Linked DNA regions of Mus musculus: region 1 is linked to region 2. The links are chromatin loops, found by intact Hi-C in ENCODE. Cell type or tissue: left cerebral cortex. All regions are shown on one strand. Each heading gives the region's core, and the rest is flanking DNA. Links, peaks and the distances in the headings are about the cores only. Region 1 overlaps Slc35f4 (solute carrier family 35, member F4). Region 2 overlaps ccdc198 (coiled-coil domain containing 198).

The links. A loop is a pair of places that touch in the nucleus more often than their neighbours do. Peaks named below come from ENCODE experiments on the same cell type or tissue, not always from the same donor. Only the 100,000 strongest peaks of a DNase experiment are listed, where the experiment ranks them.
Region 1: a loop joins it to region 2, with 10 times the contacts of the local background. A loop is called at or near these places in 14 of 42 quality-filtered maps.

What each region holds. Positions count from the first base shown.
Region 1 is chr14:49,344,155-49,353,852 of GRCm38, forward strand. All of the region lies in intron 1 of Slc35f4 (solute carrier family 35, member F4), which reads right to left. Among named protein-coding and RNA genes, the nearest start is that of Gm52146, 37 kb to the right of the region's middle. In left cerebral cortex, for the core only: a CTCF peak has its summit at 4,910 (motif pointing left); DNase peaks (open chromatin) are centred at 4,308 and 4,856; H3K27ac peaks cover 202 bases.
Region 2 is chr14:49,234,016-49,243,713 of GRCm38, forward strand. ccdc198 (coiled-coil domain containing 198) reads right to left here. Exons shown (of 7, transcript NM_025956.4): 4 at 1,865-1,951; 5 at 448-549. Among named protein-coding and RNA genes, the nearest start is that of ccdc198, 6.6 kb to the right of the region's middle. In left cerebral cortex, for the core only: a CTCF peak has its summit at 4,330 (motif pointing right); a DNase peak (open chromatin) is centred at 4,347.

The DNA.
Region 1 (9,698 bases), core at 3,264-7,263, 110 kb after region 2:
CTGTCTATGGGAATAGACAGCGGGACACAGAGTTATCAAGTGTTTTTTACTTCTCTCCCTAGACTTCCTGACAAACCAGCAGACAAAATTCCAAGCCCATCTGAAGACCACTGCAGCATGTGGGTTTGTATATAATAGCCACAGGTGGGAAAATGATGCATTTCTCTGCCAGCATTTCCAGCACAGGGCAGTGGTAGACTTCAAGTCCTGTATCTTGTTCTAGGACAGAAACAAAACTTCTACAAATATATGTTGGATAATTATTTGACAGAGCCCACACTAGGTTTAGATTTGTCATCTCAAAATGGGTCTAGAAGTAGGGTTTAGAGTAGTGAAATGAGACAGGGGAACAGAGAGTCTCCTCCAAGGCACAAGCATCCATGTGTGTGTCATGGATTATTTTAAAATTTCAGACATCTTTACTAAACAAAGATGCCTTAAAATGTCACCTCATTATGGCATCCAGTCCTTAGATTAACAACATGAACTTTGTTCGTTCTTTTGGAAATGTGATCATCTCAACAACTTCAACCACTCAGGCTAGCAAGATGGCTCATCTGTCAAGGGAAAGGTGCTTGGTATTCAGGCCTAGCAACCGGAGTTCAATCCTGGAGTCTACTTAAAGGTTAAAGTGGGCAAGATGTCAGCTGACTTCTACACACATAGAATATCAGGTGAACCCACATCCCTGTGTAATGCACTCTCACCACAAAAATAAATTAACAATCCAACTACTGTCTTCTTCTTAAAGATAAAGCTCTACACACTCATTTGGTTAGATTATTTTATGTTATTGTCATTTGTAATGAAAATTTGAAAGAAATATTCATTCTTAGCTATTACACTTAAGAACAGAAGTAATTTTTCTTATTTACTCATTGAACTCAAGTATAATATTTATATAGCTGCTTCAATAAAAGCAATTCTAAAATATTCCTTTACTAAATATACTAATGACCTATGAAACATGATATTTCAACTAGTATAAGGCATTGCTGTTAACAACTAAGAATTTTAATTCTCTTCCTTTAAAAATGCCTTCAATGAATTAATGTATTATACAATTCAATATTAATTATTCATTATGCAATTCAAAAGAACTAAGAGTTCCATCTTAATGCTTTAGATTCTTTGTTCTTTGGAAATAGAGACAGCCCAGACTCCCTTAGAATGTCTGGCATTCTCATAAAAATGACAATTCAATATGTAGATAAGCAAACATTTAATTTGATTTCTTTTGCATTCCTTTATTTCTCCAAGTCCAGGACTCTTACACAGAATTTTCACTTCATGTCTTTTTTTTTTCCCTCTAACAGTTAGGTAGATTACTAAAATATCATTGCAGTTAAAACCACAGAAGCCTGGGGGCTGGAAAGATGGCCCAGTGGCAAAGAGCACTAGCTGCTCGTCTAGAGGACCAGAATTGGCTTCTCATAACCAACAATGGGTGGCTCACAATTGTTTGTGACTCCCACTACATGGAATCCAAAGGCCCCTTCTGGCATCCATGGGCATTTTATAGGAGAGTTCATACTCTAAACTAATCTGAAACCTAAATAAGTAAATTCTAAGAGACTTTAAGATACTTTCTCTTTGGTGGGATCTGAAGTAATTTCCAAACTTATAACTGTATAAGTAAAATTAATTTAGACAGCTGACTTCCAATCATGGTTCATAGATACCCACTGAGAACTATGCTGTGGTGACCTTGATTGCAGGGAGCCGGGCAGAGGAGAGAACATATATGACAGGGACACAGGGATGTAGAAGACACCTTGCTTACAGAGTAGGCCTTCTCTTCAGAAGCAATTGGCCTCCCTCTTGATGCTTCCTCTGATTGGTTCTGCATCTCTGTTTAGAGCAGACATGGTGCTGCAGCTGGTGTCCTGATGCCCTTCTGAGGATGCTGCTGAGAGCTACAAGTGCTAATTTGCTGTTTCCTTGGAAACCATTTGCCACACAGTAAAACATCATTTGACCTCCACTACAATTTTTCTTTTAATCAACTGTTAGACATTGTGAGAATCTATGCAAAAAAATAAAAGGGAGAAATCAAGATCGCTTTTCTGTTAAAGTGTGAAAGGGGCCAGCATGAAGTGGTCATCCTTTCTAAAGGGCAAGATGGCCATGATACAACCAGAGTGTAGTGTGCCTGGAACATTCAGTGACGGCAACACCATGGTATCCTTTCTTCTGATGTTGATGAAAAGGATTTATATGGACCACACAGACAGATTTGAGTCACCATACACAGAAAAGAAAAACACATGTTCTCACTTAGGGAATCACAAAAATGACTGGACTGTATGCGTCAATTTACTCTCAACCAGCAAGGATGGATCTTGAGTCAGGAGGCAGGGGCAGACATGGAGAGGGCTTACACCCATGAGTGGAGAAAGATTCCTAGTGAGTGCTTACTGGACAGAGAGAAAAGCAGGCTGCTGACACCGCCCTCAGGAATACTTTTTAAGATCAATTATGTTTTTAGAGCAGTTTTAGGTTCCCAGCAAAATGGGGCAGAGGCTACAGGAATTTTCCTTGCCCTGTCCCCAGCAAGTCCCACCAATAAACATGTTTCAATTGATACAGTTACAAGAGCCATTGTTATCAGTTAAAGCTTATAATTTGCATTAACATCCCATCGCTCTCTCAATGCTAGACAATTTGAATACCTTTGCTAAGTATATAATGACATATAGCCACTCTTACAGTGTTATTTCCAATAGTTTCTGTATTGGTTACTTTTTCAGTACTGTTGGGACAAAATACACAATAGGACAACTCATGGTGAGAAAGATCCATTCAGGTTCATAGTTTCTGCTTGGTTGGAATATCATGGTGGCAAGAGGTTATGGTCAAGGTCATTTCTCACTGTATAATGGACAGGAAACAGAAATGGGAAAGGGATTGGTGGATAGGGACAACCTTTAAAAGCATATCTATAATGATCTACTTTCTTGAAGACTGTGCCTTGTAAAGTTTCCAGAATGCTCCCAAGTAGTGGCCACCAGCTGGGAGCCAGTACTCAACACATGAGCCTGTGGGGCCCAGTTCATGTTCAAATCTTAACTGTTAGAGTGAGCGGAGAAGCTCTGTGCTTTGCTTATGCATTCTTCCCCGCCCCACCTCTGAAGCAGTGTTTTACACATATATTTGAAACCACACAATCTGTGCCTCCATGATGCTGTCTCCCAACCTGACAGCTCCTTTCTTTTCACCATGGATTGGCATTCTGATGTTTGGATATGCCACCGCTTGTTTATTCTTCCTTACACTGGATATCATCTTGGCTTTTTTCTAGTTTAGGGAAATTATGAAAAAAAAAACCTGCTACAAACACAAGTGCATAAGGTTTCTGTATGGATATAAGTATTCAGCTTCTGAGGTTGAACAGCCAGGAGCATGAGTGATGTGTTGTATGGAGAGGACATGTTGGGCTTTGGTAAAACTGTCTTCCAAAGGTGTGTTACCATTAGGATCCCCCTGCAATGAATAAGAGCTCATGTGGCTTCCATACATAGCATTGCATCGTGGTATTTCATTGGCCTTATTAATATGTTTCCTCAATAACATCTGATGTGGAATGCCAAGCAGGAACTCTGCTGGTGTGTGCCTGGCACTCTCTGCTGATCATGTTTGAGGTTTGAAAAGTTCCTGAGCATAACTAGAGAGTAGACAGGACAGAGGGGTGAGTTCACATGAGCTCAGAGATAGTAACCAAGCCACATTTAAAATGCCACAGGAATTATTCCAGGAATTATAAACACATTTTTGGAAGCCCATGAGCTGTTTCAATGCCTGAGAGCAAATTTAAATAAGATCTGGAAGTTAAGAGTGGTGGAGTGGAGGTAGAGGCAAGAAGACTCCAGTATTAGAGAGGAATGTGACAAGATATGGTGATAGATCATTTCATGCAAGCCATTTGAGAATGGATGAGAGTATGTTAATAGCAAAAACCCAACCCCTAGTTATTGAAGCTCTCGATTTCAGTGTCTTTTACTGAACAATGGAAGAAAAGCTGATATGGCTGAGGAAGAGAAGCTGATATGGCTGAGGAAAAGCTGGCACAGTGCAGGTATAAGCCGGCTTAGTGATCTGTTTTTGTTTTTGTTTTGGTGTGTGTATATGTGTTAAGCTTGGGAGATTTATGAGAGAACCAACTCAGGGCTGTTGGATTAAGCAATCTGTTGCTGGCTAGATACCAATGGAATGGAGAAATATGCAAATTGTCTGCTGAGATATCTTAGCAGCTCCATGTTTGGGTGAGAGGAGCTAGCAGATAGGATTAGAAGAGGAACCCATGCTGAGTCCCAAGTCCACGAATTTAGAAACAAGGTGGAGGCGGAGCCATTCAAGGAGACCTATGCTGAACAAGTAGGCATCTGTAAGCCTGAAGTCAGGAAGGCCTCAAAGATAATAACCAAGCCACATTGGAAATGTCACAGGAATTTTTTCAGAAATTATAAACACATTCCTGGAAGCCAATGAGCTGTTTTGACGTCTGAGAACAAATTTAAGTAAGTTCTAGAAACTGGATCAGACAATTTGTGCCAACATGTACAACTATACAAGCATAGACAGTACCCAAAATCACTCGGTAATTCCTCAGCATGTGCAAACGTGAGTAAAGTCAGGGGAGATGGGGCTGCAACTCAGAGCATCCTAGCCTCACCAGGAGAAGTAAAACAGCTTTCACTTCTTGTTACTGATTTGTTAGTCTGGGTCTCACGTGACTTTAGCAGATGCTTCGAGAATACTCTGCCCTGAGCTGCCATAGAGAACCTCAATGATAGCTTCAAGTCATAGCCCTCAAATCTGAAGATGTTAAAGAGAGCAAAAGTGAGGTGCAGGTCTGTTCTCTGTAGAAAGGCAGCTTGCTTAAACCCAAGTGCTGCCCCCTCCAGGTGAAAATGGGAACAGCTGGGCAGGAACTGTTTAACAATAAGGGAGTCAGCTGTAGATGTAAACTGTACTAACATATTTAAAGATCTACTTGAAAGGACACTAGCTCACTTGAGTATGTGACTCTGGCAGGCCTTGCCCTTCCCCCCAATTCCTTTTGCTTTGCTAAAAAACATTAGATTGTATTCCTAAAGGTAGCAATTAAGGCCCATTCTCTTATTTGGCTACTTCTTCCTCCTGAAGCTGACTGTCAAGGTTCAGCTATCAAAGTACTGAAGTCTGGCAACCAAAAGCCTCCTTCAGCTCATGCAATTCACATGCCCAATTAAAGTTAAACACCTCATTCTAAGATGGGGTTTCCCCCTTTACCTTTATAAACTGCCATTTGCCCTTGGGTCACTTCTGTCTCCCCTCTGTCCAGAGACGGTTTTTTGTCATCCCCCCTCCCCCTGTACTGGCTGGTTTATGTGTCAACATGACACAGGCTGGAGTTATCATAGAGAAAGGAGCTTCAGTTGGAGAAGCGCCTCCATGGGATCCAGCTCTGGGGCATTTTCTTATAAGGGCAGAGGGCCCAATGTGGGTGGGACCATCTCTGAGCTGGTAGTCTTGGGTTCTATAAGAGAGAAAGCTGAGCAAGCCAGGGGAAGCAAGCAGTATGTAACATCCCTCCATGGCCTCTGTATTAGCTCCTGCTTCCTGACCTGCTTGAGTTCCAGTCCTGACTTCCTTGGTGATGATCTAATGTGGAAGTATAGGCTGAATAAACCCTATCCTCCCCAACTTGCTTCTTGGTCATGATGCTTGTGCAGGAATAGGAACCCTGATTAAGACACCCCCTCCCTTGCAAATACCCTTCCCCCTCTCTCTTTCTCCTCCCTTCCCCCTTCTTCCTTTCCCCCTCCCCCTCTTCCTCTGTCTCCTGTAGTTCTCTCTTATCTCTACCCTCTGTTCCTCTGGGGCAAATAAATCTCTTTTATGCTAAGAACTTGGTCTTGCAGTTCTGAGCCAGTACTGATCTCTTACACTACTTACTAGTATTTTTTTTCCCTATTTTTTTTTTTACAGTCCCAAGGCCATGGCCTCATGCCTTCTAGGAGAACATCCTATCATTGAGTGATACCCCTAAGCCATCACTTTCTACTGTTCATTGTGAAGGCACTGGAACAGAGGAACTGTCCCTGAGCTATTGAGTTTCCTGCAGCTCTGCTCTTCTTGGAGTTTACGCACTTCTTTAGAAAACTAACAGCCCAGGGAGACCACATCCCTGTAGCCATTACATGCCACTCTCCTACTATTAAGTGAGATGATGATGACTAATGTCTTTGCTTACAGATCAAAATAAACAGACAAACCTCAAAGGGGTTCATAGAAGTAATTTTTCATTTTAATGTTTTCCGAAGAAATAATCTAACAATTCTTTTATATCAGAATTCTAGGCTAAACATTGTCTAAGAATCAGGCATTGTTTCAAGTTCAGAAAATACAAAGTAAGAAGTCACCTGTATGATTTCTGTTCACAGTCTACTGACACATTTTCACAGATTGTCAGACAAAACTTTCTGCCTCATGCAGGTTAGATTTAGATTAAAAGTTGTTTATCCAACTGAAAGTTAACCAAACATTCTTTTTATTGTTTATAAGGTTAGGTAACCTGATAAATCATTAGGATGACAAGACTTTCAATGAACTCTTGGGCCAGTAGAGCCCTTTATTATATTTTATGTTATACAAGGTGCTTGATTGTCTACAGACGAAAAGCAAAATATAAGCTGGCATTTGTAAACCACATCATAAGCAGACAACAAAATACAAGAATTACATCAGGAAGAGTTGACCATCCTTCTGGTCTGGGGCAGTGCCCTGAGCAGACCTTGGGCACGAACTCCACAGCCAGTCCCACAACACCCAGAAGAAGCTCCACTCCTAGGCACTCAAATTTGCCCAGGATCATAGGATCACAGGATCACAGGATCAAAGGAGCTTGGTCACACCAGGATCTCAGGGTCCCAGAGGCAACTTGGCTACAAGGAGCTCTGACACACCCAGGATCTCAGGATCACAGAATCACAGGATCACAGAGACAGCTGAACTCTGAGAGTTCTGACACAACCAGGATCATAGGGAGGACAGACTCCAGTCAGATATAGTGAGGGCAGGCAGCACTAGAGATAACCAGATGGTAAGCATAAGAACATAAGGAATAAAACCCAAGGATACTTGGCATCATCAGGACCCAATTCTCCCACCATAGCAAGTCCTGGATACACCATCACACCTGAAAAGCAAGATTGGAATCTAAAATTACTTCCCAAGATGATGATGGAGGACTTTTAAAAGGACATAAATAACTCTCTTAAAGAAATACAGGAGAACACAGGTAAACAGCTCGAAGCCCTTAAAGGGGAAACACAAAAATCCCTTAAATAATTACAGGAAAACACAATCAAACAGGTGAAATAAATGAATAAAACCATCCAAGATCTAAAAATGGAAATAGAATCAATAAAGAAATCACAAAGGGAGACAACCCTGGAGTTAGAAAACCTAAGAAAGAGATTAGGAGTCACAGATGCAAGCATCACCAACAGAATACAAGAGATAGAAGAGAGAATCTCAGGTGCAGAAGTTACCATAGAAAACATTGACACAACAGTCAAAGAAAATGCAAAAAGCTCCTAACCCAAAACATCCAGGAAATCCAGGACACAATGAGAAGACCAAACCTAAAGAAAGAATATTAAAAGCAGCAAGGGAAAAAGGTCAAGTAACATATAAAGGCAGACCTATCAGAATTATACCAGGATTTTCAACACAGACTATGAAAGCTAGAAGATCCTGGGCAGATCTCATACAGAACGTCAGAGAACACAAATGCCAGCCCAGACTACTATACCCAACAAAACTCTTAACTACCATAAAGGAAGAAACCAAGATATTCCATGACAAAACCAAATTTACACATTATATTTTCATAAATTTAGCCCTACAAAGGATAATAGATGGAAAACACCGACACAAGGAGGGAAATCACACCCTGGGAAAAGCAAGAAAGTAATCTTTCAACAAACCCAAAAGAAGATAATCACATAATTCCATTTCTAACAACAAAAATAATAGGAATTAACAATCACTTTTCCTTAATAACTCCTAACATCAATGGACTTAATTCCCCAATAAAAAGACATAGACTAACAGACTGGATACATTAACAGGACTCAACATTTTCCTGCATACAGGAAACCCACCTCAGTAACAAAGACAGACACTACCTTAGAGCAAAAGGTTGGAAAACAATTTTCCAAGCAAATGGTCCCAAGAAATAAGCTGGGGTAGCCATTCCAATATTGAATAAAATCAACTTTCAACCAAAAGTTATCAAAAAAGATAAGGAAGGACACTTCATACTGATCAAAGGAAAAAAAATCTACCAAGAAGAATTCTCAGTTCTGAACATCTATGCTCCAAATGTAAGGGTACCCACATTCATAAAAGAAAGTTTACTAAAGCTCAAAGCACACATTGTACCCCATACAATAGTAGTGGGAGACTTCAACACCCACTCTCATCAATGGACTGATCATGGAAACAGAAACTAAACAGAGACACAGTGAAACTCACAGAAGTTATGAACCAAATGGATCTACCAGATATTTATAGAACATTTTATCCTTAAGCAAAAGAACATAACTTCTTCTCAGCATCTCATGGTACTTTCTCCAAAACTGATCATATAATCACAAAACAAGCCTCAACAGATACTACAAGATTGAAATAATTCCATGCACCCTATCAGATTACCACGGACTAAGGCTGGTCTTAAATAACAACAGAAAACTCACATACACATGGAAGCTGAACAAAACTATTCAGTGATAACTTGGTTTAGGAAGAAATAAAGACAGAAATTAAAGATTTTTTAGAATTTAATGAAAATGAAGATACATCATATCTAAACCTATGGGACACGATGAATTGGTAAGAGGAAAGCTCATAGCTCTAAGTGCTTCCAAAAAGAAACTGAAGAGAGCTTACATTAGCAGCACACCTGAAAGCTCTAGAAGAAAAAGAAGCAAATACACCCAAGAGGAGTAGACGACAGGAAATAATCAAACTCAGGGCTGAAATCAACCAAGTAGAAACAAAAAGAAATGTACAAAGAAGCAACAAAACCAGGAGCTGGTTCTCTGAGAAAATCAATAAGATAGATAAACCCTTATCCAGACTAACCAGAAGGCATAGAGACAGTATCCAAATGAATAAAATGAGAAATGAAAAGGGAAACATAACAACAGAATAAATCTTAAAATAATTATTCTGTTTGTTGAATATTAACAGTTGAAAATACTAAAAACATGTTCTACAAAAAAAGAGAAGAGCTTCCCCCTCAATCATCACATGTAAAACTTTTATTTACACAAGGAGCTATTCCCATTTGTCCCATTTGTCCTTGGACAAAGCAAGTGATCTTAGTTCCAGTTTACTGACAAGGGAATCAAAGCCTTGAGAAGGAAGTGGCTTGCTTGTGTGGGGAAACAATACATCTAAGCTCTGAAACAGTCTTTGAATGTCCAGCTCTTGGGTCTTCCCCTGAGAGGGTAGATGCTAGGATAAGAAGACCCTAAAGCTGGGCTCCTGTTTCATCTCTTCTGGATGAAGCCCTAAAGACAGAAAATAATACGGAATGTATCAAATGTTCCTCAGACCCTAATGTCATGACATGTTCTCTAATCACACTGTAAAGAGAAGTCATATCTGTGCTTCCTCACCTGCCCTATGGTGGAGAGGAGAGCTCC
Region 2 (9,698 bases), core at 2,550-6,549:
ATCTTGGCCTACAGAGTGAGTTCCAGGTCAGCCAGAACTATGTAATGAGACCTTATGTCAAAAACAAAACAAAGAGACAAAGACAAAGGGACACCCAAGGGACCAGTGAGATGGCTCAGTGATTAAGGGAGCTTGCTGCCAAGTCTGACAATCTGAGTTCGAGACCCAGAACCCATATGGTGGAAGAAAATAAAACCTACTACAAAAAGTTGGCCTCTGGCCCCCAGACACGCACTGTAGCACATGTGTGTGCCCTGTGCTCCCACAAAATAAGGAAATAAATGTTTAGAACATTAAAAGAGATCAAGGCTGGGAGCAAAGGTCATCTTCCTGTTTCTTCCAGTTTGGGCAGTGGCAGCTTCTGCTCCAGTGCCGAGTAGAGATTGGCCTTGGTGGGACAGTGATGGTGCCCTCCATATTTGGTAAATGCGACCCTCTTCTCATTACCTCTTGTCTTTTATGGTTCATCTCTAGCATTTTCATCTTATGCAAATATTGTCTTTTCCCAGAAGTGTACATAGGAAGTTGAATTTTCTTCTCATTTTCCTGCTGTGAAAGATGACATGTTTATTAGTTTGGGGTCATTGTTGTTGACTGCCACAATCTACAGCCTTCAATCCTTCTTGGAGCAGGAGATCTTAATCCATTGTAATCCATGGTGTTCTCCTGTCATGATAAAGCTATACTGGTGTGTGTCCCTGACAAGTCCTTTGTATAGCTGTCTGAATGAAGTGGCAATCTGCTGTGTATCTAGTTGTATTTTAAAGGTTCTTGCAGAGTGTTGAAAGCCTGAATGTAAGGCCTTGACAATTTCATTTTGATAATCTCACTTCGACAATGTACCATTTCTCCCCCAACAGATGCTTGTAATATCTCTCTAGAAGAGTGGCTGGGTTTGATGAGACCTTCCTTCCCTTTCTCTTCCTGTGTCTTCTACCATTGAATGGACAGCTGTGACGTGAGAAGAGCACCCCCTAGTGGCCCTGTGGAACTTATTTCTCTACAGTTTGTTTTCATATTCTAATATAAGTACAGGGAGCACAGCAGTTAAGGGAGGCTTTGAAATGACTACTGATGAGTCTGCTGCTCTCCCTTTAGTTTGTCATGAAATTCAGTGGCAGAGGTGGCTATTGAGGGTAAGCAGGGGTGAATGTATTTTCATTTGTCACCTACTGTTGCCCAGAGGTAAAGAACAGAACTGGCGACAACCCTTTGTGCTGCCCTGTGGACAGTGTGTTGCATGGTGCAGAAACATAGAGGGAGGCTGCCGCAGCTGCCAGCACGTTAAGCACGGACTTGAGGACCTGTAGCATGCGGGTGACCCTTAACCTCACCCAGCAGTGACTGGCTGGCTCCGGAATGAGTCAGGACAAGGTTTGAAAAGGACCCCTACAAACAGCTTTCGTTTTTTTACTCTGCAGGGCAAAGCTGACTGAAGCCCTTCCCTGAGGTTACATTTTGATAGAGGTTGGTGGCACAGAAGTCAGGAATAACTTCTGGAGAAGCTCTCCCTGGGTTTTGAGAGATCGTTTTTTTAAACCCAGGAGGAGTGAAGGGAAGAGCTGTGCTGGCTTCCCCCAGCACAGATGAAAACTTGTAGAACCACCAGTTTCCACGCAAGATTCCCTTTTCATCTACATGGCTCTCTTTTCTCCACAAAGCAGACGGAGCCTGGCCTCACCCGAGGGTGGAGGGCACTTGCCAGTTGCAAGCAGGCATAAGCAAGCACTGATGCTTTTCATTCTACCTGCCAAGGACTGAACAGTCTGCGTTGGCTTTGAACTCCTGTGTGAAGGGGAAACTTGAAAAGAGCGACTCTCCCAGTCTCACCCACTTCCCCCAGTCTACAACCGCCCCAGCTCACCTTTGTGTTGGACTTTGTTCTGCCTTCTTGATGGCACAGAAGCCTTTCAGAGGTAATTGCTTGTGGCAGGTCAATGGGTTCAAGCTTCTAGAAGTCCAAAATTTAGAGTGTTCAGCATCCCTCACACCATGAGACGATGAAACACAAAAGCAGGTACATTAAACTACCCGAGCATTGTGTGAAAGCGGCACTTCCTCCTGGGCACACACAGGGAAGGTCATACCCAGTGTCACCACTGTCGTCTGTGGGAAGGGCTTTTTGACCTACAGGGTTCTTTATTGTTCTAGCTCAGTGTCTTCAGTGAGTTATTAATCAAAATCTTGGTCAGGGATTGAGGGATCGTGTTTAAAGTTACCAAATAGCTGGGGTCTTAGACTAGTAGAGATGAAAGAGACTGGAGACACACCTGATCTTCCCTTAACCACCCAGTGCTGTCCCAGTCCTTAGGGAGGTCTCTGGGGGAAGTTCCTTCAGTAATCATGGGTGACAAGGCATGCTTAAGAGAAAAGTACAAACTGGGCTGGCAAGATGGTTCAGTGGTTAAGAGCACTGACTGCTCTTCTGAAGGTCCTGAGTTCAAATCCCAGCAACCACATGGTGGCTCACAACCATCCATAATGAGACCTGATGCCCTCTTCTGGAATGTCTGAAGACAGCTACAGTGTACTTACATATAATAAATAAATAAATCTTTAAAAAAAAGAGAGAAAAGTACAAACTGCTAACAAATGGTAGGGTCATTTTTTTTTTTTTTAAGCAGGGAGTAAGGTTTATGGAAGACATTTATTGGAGCTTAAAAGGTTCACTGAAACTGAGCAGGAGTTTATCCGTGGGCCTGTCTAAGTTTCTCCTTGCCCCCAGTGTGTGTGTGTGTGTGTGTGTGTGTGTATACGTGTGCGCACACACACATCACTGCATATACCTGTAGAGACTAAGGGTTGATGTCAGATGTTATTCTACAGCTCTCAACCTTACTTTTTGTTTTTGAGACAAGGTCTCTCACTGATCTTGTAACTGTTTCCACTAAATGGCTGGGCTGGGCACCCCTGGGAACATCTGTTTTTACACAAAGCCCCTCCAATCCCAGTCTGCTGGCTTTACAGATGTGCCTGTCATTACAGATGTGCCTGTCATCACTGAATTCTTTCAGACTGGGCTTTTTAGTTTTTCGGGTGTTGAGTAACCAGTCTGGTCCTCATCCCTGCACAGCAAGCACCTTATCCACTGAGCCATCGCCCCAGCCCACTGCCCAGCCTTCCTTCTCCACAAAAGAGTTTGGACTCTACAAAGTTGAGCATGGAAGACAAAGCTTGTCTCCTCACATCGACATGCAGAGGGTGTCTGCAGAGTTTATTCACTCAGGGAGACAGAGCTGAGCTCTTTGCATCCAGGAAGTCTCTGAGGTGAGAACGGTCTGCCTGCCCTAGTCTCAGCAGAGAAGCATCCTCAGCCGCCTTAGTCATAATCACTGGTGACTATTAGACACATTTCCCATGCGGTCGGACCTTGGAACTTAACCTAGTAAAGAAGCCATGAGCGGTGACTAAGAGAAGCTGTTTGTTCCCCCCACTCTTAGCATTTCAGGGCATGAAGATGCTAGTTCTGGATACAGCAGTTGATTGTGCCAGAATGCTGGAGGGAGAGACCAAGAGTGGGGGACCCTTCCAGACACCTGTGGGAAGAAGAATCTATGACAGCCAGGGGCTTGGTTAAATGGGAGAACAGAAAAGTTTGTGTCTCCTCTGCATGGGTGAGTCTTAAGGATGTGTCTATTCGTGAGACTGAATGGCTGTGTAGCCATCATTTCTTACTGTATGCACGAGGAAATGTACCATCATATGTCGTTCTTTGGAAGACCTTATAAATTCTAAGGGTCCCATTTTAGAAAGGCTGACGATTTGTCCAGGTTTGCCCAACTGGAAAGTGGCATCACTAGGACTCAAGCTCAGATGTGTACCATATATCAAACCATGTTCTTCACCTCATAGTTTGCTTCCTGGAAGGCTGATTCTCAGAATGCCCTTGCATTTCAAAACAAAGTCTCCAGGCACTTCACCGGGGCTGGAGATTTTCCAGGCTTGCGTTATGTCTTGTAAGTAGAAAGTTTTCAGAACTCCCCCAGAGATGCTGAAGATTTCTTTAAAGGTTGGGGTGTGGAATGATCCCACATTGCTACTAATGACTGAAGGAACCACATCCAAGGAGACTGTAGATGATCTGTGTGTATAGTGTGGACACTGAGTTGGAATAAACCAAAATATTTGGGTCATTTAAAAAAGTACTCTTTGGGCCAGGCTTCTGGTTTGATAGTATGGTTGTCTGAGCCCCTTTCCTTTGTCCTTAGCCGTCTATTTAGGTTCACATTTCTGATCAAGGCTAAATGGTAGCTATTGTTAAGAGCCCTCTAGGCATCTACTTTCTGAAAAAGGAACCTGAAGAACCACACGTTCTCTTTGCCAAGCCACTAGATGGCAGCAAGCGGCAGTGCCAACAAGCTTCCACCTGCACAGAACTATACAGGGAAGCAATACAGGGAAACAGTTGGGCAAACTGGCTTCATGTAAATATGCCAGCCCAGTGAATCCTGGACACACGCACATGCACACACACACACACGCACACACGCACACGCGCACGCGCACGCACACCTCCCTTCCCCTACAGAGGAAGGCAGTTGCTTCTCTTCATCCTTTGCAGAAGAATCACACCAGAAGGAGTTGTTTAGGGGAACGGTAGGGTGGTACTTTTTCATTTTTTTAACATTAGGAAATATATTTGCCTAAAGGTTTCTGAATGACCTGACTCGTCAACACATGATCAATATCATCAGCTGGAATATGTGCTAGGGCTTCGGGACCGGAGGATCAATCAACCAAGTACCACCAACCTCTGCACTTGGTGACAATCACTGACTTAGGAGAGGCTGGTTTTGTTTATTAAAAGACAAGGAAGGTGGGTCAGAGCAACTTCAAGAAAATGTAGCATGTGTTTGGCACAGTGACCTAACATGTCTCTTAAAATTCTGGGAAGTGAAGAAAGTGACACTATGCCAGCTTTAGGGAGATGATCATGGAGACAACTTAAGGCCCAAGAAGGATTTCTGATTTACAGTGCAGTTGTTTGTTCAGAGGAGCTATCCATGAAACCCCTGAACCCCACCCCACCCCCCAAAAAAGGTTTACATGACATGATTTGGCTTTAGTACAAGATAAATATTTCTCTAGATCAGAAAACAGAAATGCACATATTTGTGAGAAGCCGATCCATAAGACACTTAGGCCAGGTAAGAAGTTATTTATATTCAGGAAAGGAGATCGGGAAATGCTCCATAAAAGATCCAGGCTCACAATTTTAAATTAAGGCTCAGTTCTCTTTAATGCTGCTTATTATGGAAGAGCTACAGGGCTGAAGTTGAACAGAGCAGCAGAGCATGTTGTTTTAGCATGTAAGAGGCCATGTGTTCATTGCCCAGTACTGAAGTAAAATAAATGTATCTGGGGATGAGTAGGTGGCTCGGCAGATAACGCTCACCATCAAAGTGTGAGCCCTACTACTTGGGAGGTAGAAATGGGATGCCCAGGATAAATGGGCTAAACTTTGAATTGGTGAACTCCAGGTTCAGCCAGAGGCTCTGTGTAAGTAAATAAAGTAGAGGGTGATTAAAGAAGCTAGCTGACATCAGCTTCTAGCCAGCACACACACACACACACACACACACACACACACACACACACACACACACACACACACACACACACTGTAAACACATACTGAAAGCTGGAAGATTCATTTCACAGGACTTAGCATAAGATTAAATACAAAGAAGATAAGACCCCGCAACAATAAATTCAAAAGCTTGCTTTGGTGATTTCTAAGAAACACTCAGAAAGAATAAGATACTCAAACCAACCCAGACCTATTAATTAAGCTAGTAGGAAAAATTATCACTTTCCTTAAAAGTCCAAGAGTCTAAAAATGTTTTTTACTAAATGTTAGGGAACTAGAGCAATTCTGTGTTGCTATAATAAATGTTTTGGAAAAGAAGGGTGTGAAATCTCAATTTTCCAAGAATAATTCAATCTTGATGGCAAAGCTGATATAAAACTGTGTTGGAAAAGTGTAGGTCTGTCTCCTTCATTAAGGCAGATACACAGTCGAAGGAAATGCAGTTCAGCAATGTATGTGTGCACTTATCTCACGACCAAGTTGAGTTTATGCCAGAAACGCACCATGGCTCACCATTATAAACTCTAGACTGTATTAGCTGGAGAAAAGAAAACCCAGAGAATTGTTTATTTTTGTGTGGGTAGGCATTTCTCTGTGTGTGGGTATGTGTGATTGTTTTAATAGATGGGGAAAAAATCCGATAAAATTTAACACTAAAGGAAACCGATAAAACTTAGTCTAAAGGAAAACTCCTGAACTTGAACGACGTTGTGCCAGGTGGCCTTTCTTCCTACCGGCTTGACAGCAGTCTTCTGCCTGTCCCATGCAGCAGCTTCCCTGCCATCCTATTGGGTGCAGCCACTGAGGAGATGACAATGAGGTTAGGTATTTGGGCTATCGGGTGAACATGTCTCTCAGTGGAAGGCCACTCTTACCCTCAGTGCAGCTTCCTTTACCTGACTCTATCCTTCCAGGCTCTAGAAATCTCTCCCCTTGCCTTGGCCCAGAGCTGGTTACCTGTCTGCTGCCTCTAACACTTTCTGCACTATCTTTGACTGTTTCTCTTCTGTGCAAGGAGGGTTGCAAAAGAAAGTTCCCTGAATTACTAAAATCTCAGTGTGCCATCCATTTCCTTTGGGGGCTTTGGTGCCAGTGGGTATCAAAATCCTACTGCGTATATTATATATGTTCAGTATCCCTTACTTGAGTTTCTTGGGACCAGTAGTGTTTCAAATTTGGAATTTTATTTCTGCTTTTCAAATATTTGCATGTATATAATGAGATATCTTGGGATTGGGACTCAAGTCTGGACACAGTTTGTTTCATGTGTTTGCTAGGCACAGTAGCTGAAGGTAATTTTACACAATATTTTCAATGTTTCTGCTTTTTGGCTGCAGGTTTGGAATTTTTCCTCCCGTGGTAATGTCAGTGATCAGATAAAAAATGGATTTTGGAGCACTTTGGATTTCACATGTTAGAATTAGGGAATCTTAAGTATAGTATCAATATCTTAGTGTGTGTGGGGTGAGGATGGGGTCATGAGAGAGAAGGTCTGAGGGAATCAGGACTGTTGGGATGGGGGTTGCAATGGCTAATAGGTTGTTCAGGGTAGGCCTTATAAGGATGCTGAAATTTGAAAAAAAAAAAAAAAACAATCTCTGGAAATCAAAGAATTATCCTGCTAGACTACGTGAGTCAATATGCAGGGGTGGGGGTGTCGAAGATGTTAGTAAGAAGACAGTCCTGTTAGGCTGCCTGATTGGAGGAGAAGATGGGCAGGATAGAGGGGGTGCTGCTGATCAGTTCTCCTACATGGGTTGGGGACATTACTGATTAAGAGCCCCCAAGCAGAGAAGCTTGGTTCTCACCTCCAGGAAGAGTGCTCCTTAGTTCTCACCTCCAGGAAGAGGTGCTCCTTAAGGAGTAGAGAGGTCCCGGAAGTGGAGGTTGCCAAATACCCAACTCAAATTATTTAGGATGCAATTAGGTTTGGTTTAATAATTAAAAATACTTTTAGAATTTTCTTTGGCAGAGATCAGGCTATTAATTAGCATGTCATGGGAACCCAGCATTTATTATTCTCTCAAAAACCCATTTGTGGTGAAAAATGTGCTGAGCCTCATTTGTGAAGATAATTATAGATGATATCTTTAGGAGTGTCTGCCAAGTTCCTAGTGATTTCCCTTTTATCTGGGAGCTGACTCCAGAGCCTACAGGGTGCCTCCTCTGCCCACGTCTTTCTAGCACAAGCCTGTCCTCTGCTCCCAGCTCATTGGATCAGAGCTAGGATCACAAGTAAAGCTGAGCCAGTAAGACCTTTCCCCCACAGGAATTTGGAATACTGGCCATGGTCAGGCAACTCTGTACATTTGATTAGATGTTTAAGATTCAAGTTTAGGGTGGCCCTGAGACACAGAAAACACTGATTCTTTGAGGGAAATGAATGCAGGGTTATAGTACAGAACTAAGGTGAGCTGTATAGAATTTTGCCTTTCAGAAGTTTGCTAAGTCTAATGTCTCCCAGATCTTGGGTTCAACAAAATATCCCCGTATCCTTATAACTAAGCACATTGATATCTTTGTACACTTGGCATGTTTTCCTTCCACCATGGATGAATCTCCTTTCATTTATTCATTCATTCACTACTAAACTTTTGTGTGGCATAGATTGTCAGTGGCTGAATACATAACACTGAGTAAAGAAAGAATAGTCTTTGTGCTCAGATAATGAGTCTTGATTCTTTGATCTTAAGGTGGTTTGCTAGTTTGTGGGGTACAGTGTCAGACTCGGAAATATCCACACCCTCTTTTTGAATTTGAAGGAATCAAAACCTAATTTTAGCTTATTTAGGATTGGCAAATATTAAAATTGTTCTGTGGTCTGGAGAGTACTACATAAATATATTTCTCTGGTTGTAGCGATTTCTTCTGTTTGAGTTAGCCGGTGTCAGAGATTCATAGGAACATATATTAAATACTCCCTTGAAAGGCCATATTTAGTTTAAGAATAAAGCCAGCTTTAGGTTTCTCTGCTAAGCTAGAGATATGCTCATATTTTTAAATTAGACCTTGATTCATTACATTTGCTGTTTACTTTTTTTGAACTAAATATTATCTTCCCACTTTCTAACATTTCTGGAAGAAATGCTCTTTTGGAACTAAAGGTAATAATCGCTTCAAGTAGTAATTTCGAGCTTCCAAAGAAGACAAGTACATAAGAACTGACTGAGACCTCAGTACTTAGCAGAGAGCTCCATTAGCCCCTGAACCAGTCTGGGCATCTGGCTGAACTGTGGAGCAGGTAGGGTTTGGCTGTGTCCTTGCTCTGCTCACAGAGAGCCCCATGCCTTCTGTTATCCAACACTCATTTTCAAGGACCCACTCTGAGCTCTTTCTCTTTTTACGATGAGCTGTCCTACTGGAATTTGTACCTCTCAAAAGGGAATCTATGACATCTTAAATCAAGGTAGATACATTACAATTTTTTTGCTCTGGTATCCCTTACTCCCCTATCCCTTTTCTTTTAGACAGTCATGCTGTAGCCCTGGCTGGCCTTGAACTTACAGAGATCTGCTTGCACCTGCCTCCTAAGGGCTAGGATTAAGGTGGTGCGCCACCATATCTGGCCCCAGTGTCTCTAACTTCAACATCTGCTTGTGACATCTAGGATGATTAAAGGATGGGACTAAGGGGAGATGGAGACAACTTACTCTGAAGGTTAGAAGTATCAGAGGTCTGGCTAATACCTTCTGTGACATTTGACAAGTTACTTCATTCTCTGAACCACATGTGGAAAACAAAGATGGTATTTTCTTTCTTATATTGGCCTAGAGAACTACCTGAATGACATAGATCAAGTTCCAATGTGGTGTTTGACTGGAATAGTATTAGTAGTTGTCATTTTCAAATACTCAGTCAACCAAGTGCTAGATTCAGGTCCTTTAAATCTCTAGCCTATTTCCTTGTTAACAACTTTTTTTTGGAGTGGGGTTGGGTTGTGAGTCTCAAAAGTGACATCACTGCTAAAGGAAATTCTAATACTATGGCCTTTGCAACTGTCAAGATTCTTTGTAACTGCATCTCATTAACAAGGTATTTAAGGTTCTTTTATAATTATGGATGAAAAGGGGTATAAGTATTAAAGCAAAGACATTCCTTAAGAAGACTT